2 separate regions of the Homo sapiens genome follow, and region 1 is linked to region 2. A link is a contact called in ENCODE Hi-C or POLR2A ChIA-PET data. All regions are on one chromosome and are shown on one strand. Each heading gives the region's core, a stretch centred on a gene start or an enhancer-like site at or near the end of the contact. The rest is flanking DNA. Distances are from core to core; before and after follow the strand shown. Region 1 holds the start of PCBP1-AS1 (PCBP1 antisense RNA 1). Region 2 holds the start of SMANTIS (SMARCA4 interacting SWI/SNF chromatin remodeling complex scaffold lncRNA).

Region 1 (2,700 bases), core at 132-2,631, 290 kb after region 2:
AGAGAGAGAGAGAGAGAGAGATAAGAACACCTACCTCAGAGGACCATGGTAAAAATTAAAGATAGAATACGGTGAACTGCCTTGCATCGGATGTGCTGGCACTGGCCAATGCACAATAAACGCCTGTCCCTTCTAGACTAAAAATGAACACTTAATTGTGGTAAACTATTAATAAGATTCACCGGCCAACTGTCCTATGAAAAAGTCAGAGGCACTGTAGTCTCTTCGTAGCTCTCGTTCTCTCCAGCACAACAGCCCATGCTAGGAAGTCTAGAAAAGCAGTAACTTATCTCATTCCTTAAATTAAACAGAGGTTTCTAAATGCTTTGGTACTGTGGGGACCCAAATTATCCCTTGATACTGCCCCCCTATTATCCACTATTAAGCTTTAAAAAGGCGAGAGATTAAATATTGTGCCCACATTTTACAGTCATTCGCGTTCCCGTTTCAAATTAAAGGGAGGAAAACGCGTTAAAATTAGGCCTCCGACCTTCAGACCAGCCTGTGGGCTTTTTTAAGTCATAAAACTCGCGGAGGTGGAAGGCCCCGGGGAGGAAGAGGGGTGCATTCTAGAGCTTTCGGGCCGACCCCAATTTCTCGTTGGCGACGAATGCTAACCACGTGTCGCCATTTTGTGTTCAGGAAACATGGCGGCCGCCCCAAGGGTAAGGAACAGGGGAGGCGGAGTAGCGCCACGTTAGCCGCTTTCCCTGAGAGATTGTGAAGCACGTTGCGCACGGGGCCCTTTCTGGTCTGGCTTAGCCCAAGGAGGAAGGGGAAAAGGCAGAAATCACAACTCATAGGCCAGCGTCTTGAGCGACACTTCCTCAGCGGGAAGAACCGGCAAAAAAGGCCTTCCAAGATGGCGGGCCCTGACGGGGCCGCCCCCCTTGAGCCTGGCGCAGTGGCTGCGCCCATGGGCCCGAAAAGCAGCCGCGGGAGCCCAGGCCGCGCGGGGAAAGCCGCAGAAACGTCCTGAAGCCCTGGCCGGCAGCCCCTGAACAAACGAGGCCTCCACAGGCGTACACTATTGTTTCTAATGTCGGAAAAGGGTGCCGCGGTGGAAACGACACAAGGGCAGGAGGTGGGGTTTCTGTGGCTTTAACCGAAAGAAACTTGCGAAACGCAAACAAAGCATTATGTAAATGGACGCCATTCTTTTTAGGACCACGTTTCTAGCACGCCCCACAAACAGCAGAGCCGCGATTCGGCAGGCGGCCGTGAGTGGGTTTCGGTCTTTCTGCCCACCGGCCGCCGCCGGGGAGCAGGAGCTGGGGTGGGGGATCCATGCAGGGCGCCCGGACGCCGGGGACGAAAGGGCCCCACGTGCCCGCCCGCGCGCACCCGCTCCGCAGGCCTCGCCTCGCCGCCCCTCCCCCCCGGAAGAGGGCTGCTGCCCCTCCCATCCCCCCACACCCTCGCGCACGCGCTCTGGTCACCTCACGCGCATGTTTTAAACCCGCGGCGTCCCGGCTTGTGCCTGCAGTTTCCGCCGGGGCTGCCCATGTCGTTCCGCGCACGAGCCCCTCATGTAGGGCAGGAAAATAATGTCTATCCCGCATACACAGCACTAGTATTTTCAGTCACCCGCCAGTGCCGTTAGAGTTAATAAAATACGTCATCATTTTAAAACTTTGCCGGACTCACAGCTTCCGCCCATCGTGCGCTTCATTTTCACTACTGCAGTGTCAGAAGGTTTTTTTTTTAAGGACCATGTAAGGGTTGGCGCAATCTTGTGACCTAAAAAAGACGGGTCCTCATTTTTTTTCAAGGGGTCCTGCGCAGCAAGCACTTCCGGGGTCAGAGGGTACGCGGGGTTGAAAGCGGGCTTCCCGCCCCGCCCAGACCGCCGAGGCTGCCGCCGGAGTCGCCACCGCCGCGCCCTCGCCCACCCGCCCGCCCGCCGCTCCCGGCCCCGCTCGCCCCCTCCGCCGCCGCCGCCCGCCCCTGCGACTACGCTGCGGCCTCCCGCCCGCTCCCGCTCGCTCCCGCGGCCCTCGCTCGCCTCGCGCCGGCAGTTTTGGGCCTACACCTCCCCTCCCCCCGCCAGCCGCCAAAGACTTGACCACGTAACGAGCCCAACTCCCCCGAACGCCGCCCGCCGCTCGCCATGGATGCCGGTGTGACTGAAAGTGGACTAAATGTGACTCTCACCATTCGGCTTCTTATGCACGGAAAGGAAGTAGGAAGCATCATTGGGAAGAAAGGGGAGTCGGTTAAGAGGATCCGCGAGGAGAGTGGCGCGCGGATCAACATCTCGGAGGGGAATTGTCCGGAGAGAATCATCACTCTGACCGGCCCCACCAATGCCATCTTTAAGGCTTTCGCTATGATCATCGACAAGCTGGAGGAAGATATCAACAGCTCCATGACCAACAGTACCGCGGCCAGCAGGCCCCCGGTCACCCTGAGGCTGGTGGTGCCGGCCACCCAGTGCGGCTCCCTGATTGGGAAAGGCGGGTGTAAGATCAAAGAGATCCGCGAGAGTACGGGGGCGCAGGTCCAGGTGGCGGGGGATATGCTGCCCAACTCCACCGAGCGGGCCATCACCATCGCTGGCGTGCCGCAGTCTGTCACCGAGTGTGTCAAGCAGATTTGCCTGGTCATGCTGGAGACGCTCTCCCAGTCTCCGCAAGGGAGAGTCATGACCATTCCGTACCAGCCCATGCCGGCCAGCTCCCCAGTCATCTGCGCGGGCGG
Region 2 (2,700 bases), core at 92-2,591:
CTAGTTGTAGGCAGAATGGGTGTCTTCAGAGAACGTAAGGGTCAAATGGTGGCCTTCCTGCTAACAGAGAGAGTACTGAGACTAAAATTTGGTTTTGGAGGACATGTTCCTCCTTGCTGCTGAAAGCAGAGTTCTCCCACTTGCAGAGGGGGCATAAGGTTTGGTCTCTATTAGAGGGATGTAAAAGGGAGGAGAACTGAAAAGCCAGAGACTTTTAGCAAAGGGCAGACAAGATTCCTCATGGAGAGGATTCCCATTTTACTAGGTGGTGCTAGTGGAATACCAGGCAGTAACTTTGCCTCCATATGCTCTTTAAACAAAGGATGGAGAGAGAAGTCTGACCTGTGGCATGCTGTCCCCACAGCATACCTCCTAACAGGAGAAAGTTAGTTTGCCTCATAGAGGGGCTATCCGGTCCGACTGGACAGTGCTGGTTCCTCACATGGGAAAAGAAACAGCCTAAGTGGACAGAGGGGCATTTACTGGGGGGAAAATAACCTCCCACCCAACCCCAGGAAGTATTATCATTAGGAGTTAAATAGTCTTTGAGATCTGGATCATGGAATTCCCCTGTCTGTAAAAAGTCAGAAAAACAGCAATCCCTTAACCTGCATTCCTGGTTACTACGGTGGTTGCTAAACCTGCCTAATTGAATTATTTCCTGGGCTATAAAAATTCCTGCAGCATTGCATACAGAGAGGAGATGGGAGACATGGTGACTGCAGAAAGGAAAGGAGGAAAATAAGATTTGCAATAGGAAAACTTGGAGATCCTATGGCTGACACCCAGTCAGGCAATCAGAGGCTGGGGTCAGTCCAGGAGCCTTTTGAATAACACCAGGGTGTGGCCCTGGCCAGAAATTCTCAGTTGCTCCAGGACCTATTCCAGCCCCATACAACAACCAGGCTTTCTGTGAAAAGAAACTAGTTTGGACACAGCCAACATTCCCGGCACCCTGAGGGCAGGTCCTCCCCAGCAAGCCTCACATCTGAGTCTTCAAGACTGGTGGCCAGCCCTTGTGGCTCCTTAATCAGCTGTCAGATGCCCGGTGTTTTTGATAGTTATTTGAGAGAATAAAAACGGAGGACAAGAAGCCTCGGAAGTGAAAGTAGAGTCCGCTCCTTTACTCACCATTCTGATGAAGTCACCTTCAAATCCCAGACGAGCCCTCAAAATGAAGCAGCCTTGTTGTCTGGGGTGAATACTGAGGTTCTTGGTCACACGACCAGATATTGAGGTCAAGGACATGCACACACACATCGAGTGAGTTTGGAGCAGGAGTTTAATAGGCAAAAGAACAGAACAGCTCACAGTCACAGAGAGGGGTCCCGAGCAGGTTGCTAAGCAGTAGTAAAAATGTCAGGGTTTTTATAAATGGTCTAGGGAGGAGGGGCCTCATGAGGAGGGGATGTCTTATCCTCTTAGGGCCTGATGGTTTAGCTGCGACCAAGTGTGCTATCTATATAGAGCAGAATTTTTTTTATCAGCTTTTATCCCATTCCCTGACCACATAGGCTGACTCTTAGTCTGTGTTTCTTTGTCTTGCTTATCTGGGAGGGAGAGTTTCTGTGTCTGTTCCCATACATCTTCTTGCAGCTGCAGGCATCCGCCCCATGAGTCTGCTTTTAGTTTCTCTATCTTAGTGCACCTAAAGGGAAAGGAATGTGCTTATTAAGACCCACTGTTTTACTGGGGCCCATTGTATAAGTGTGAAGTTTGGCAATTACCCAGGAGACTTCCACCCCTTCTTCTGTGCTTGAGCTGTCTTATCTGTATTTTACAGCCTGAACTTTCAGGTTACTTGTTGTTAGAAGAGAAGTGATTTTTTTTAACTGTGTGTGGTTAGAAAGGGAGCTATTTTTGAGCTGCTTTTTGTTAAAAGGAAAGTTTTCTGCTGGGGACTCACTTTACCCTAAATGTCTACCTAAATAATTTCTTTTTGCCTCCTATAACACTGGTAGTGTCTTCCAGCATGCTACCCTCCAGTTAGCTCCTTGGGGGCCAACACCTTCATGCTGGGTAGGTACAGTGATTCTATGTGCACCACAAACTACCTGGCCTAGCCTCTGCCCCCAAGACCTTGTCTCAGTAGACTTTTGGCCAGAGAAGTATCCCCTGGTTCTTAGCTGCTATTTAGAATCTCCTTGAGATTTGGGTAAAAACACTTGACCATGAGACCATCTTTCTATCCAAAAAGAATTCATTTTACTCAGCCTCAATGTTGCTAACAGTAACAACAACCGTAGCAATAATAGAAAATGTTTATTAAGCTCTACTATGTGTCAGACATAGAGATAGATGCTTTCCATGGGTTATCTGTTTTAATCCTGACAGAAGCTTGTCTTACTGTTGAGAAGGTAAAGTATAGTGAGTGAGGCTGGCTGACTTGCCCACGGTCTCAGAACTATTAAGTGGTATATTCAGGATTCTAGATAATTCCTAGAACACTTTCCTTTCATCTTTGCATGATCAGCTGCCTCAAGTCTGATTCCAGAGCTGGAGTTCAAGCCACTGTTCTATGCTGCTGCCCATCTCTGAAGAGAACATTGTCCTGAATCTATGTATCTTCTTCTTTTCCCTTTTTCATAAAAAGAGAAAGGCATAGGACCCACCTTTTTTTTCAGTTTATCCTAATTCTTTGGTTACAAGGACACCATAATTCAAAATGTAGCCCATGTTACATTCAGAATTATCAGCATA

The links. A loop is a pair of places that touch in the nucleus more often than their neighbours do. ChIA-PET counts read pairs that join two places held with the same protein, here RNA polymerase II (POLR2A). Pooled maps may share reads with other maps.
Region 1: a loop to region 2 is called in a pooled map, with 2.7 times the contacts of the local background. The contact joins the promoter of PCBP1-AS1 here to the promoter of SMANTIS in region 2. A Hi-C loop is called at or near these places in 2 of 50 pooled maps. POLR2A ChIA-PET finds 5 or more read pairs at or near these places in 2 of 52 experiments (GM12878 and OCI-LY7).

Annotation. Positions count from the first base shown.
Region 1 is chr2:70,085,634-70,088,333 of GRCh38, forward strand. It overlaps PCBP1-AS1 (PCBP1 antisense RNA 1), which reads right to left and starts at 1,382. Exons shown (of 11, transcript NR_033872.1): 1 at 1,345-1,382. PCBP1 (poly(rC) binding protein 1) reads left to right here and starts at 1,844. Exons shown (of 1, transcript NM_006196.4): 1 at 1,844-2,700. The coding sequence starts at 2,111. It also overlaps a transcript of ASPRV1 not described here. RefSeq lists enhancers at 441-580, 721-810, 851-1,060, 2,266-2,700 and silencers at 1,271-1,420, 1,871-1,930.
Region 2 is chr2:69,797,657-69,800,356 of GRCh38, forward strand. It overlaps SMANTIS (SMARCA4 interacting SWI/SNF chromatin remodeling complex scaffold lncRNA), which reads right to left and starts at 1,342. Exons shown (of 3, transcript NR_164155.1): 1 at 1,132-1,342. The region is part of intron 3 of ANXA4 (annexin A4); the gene reads left to right.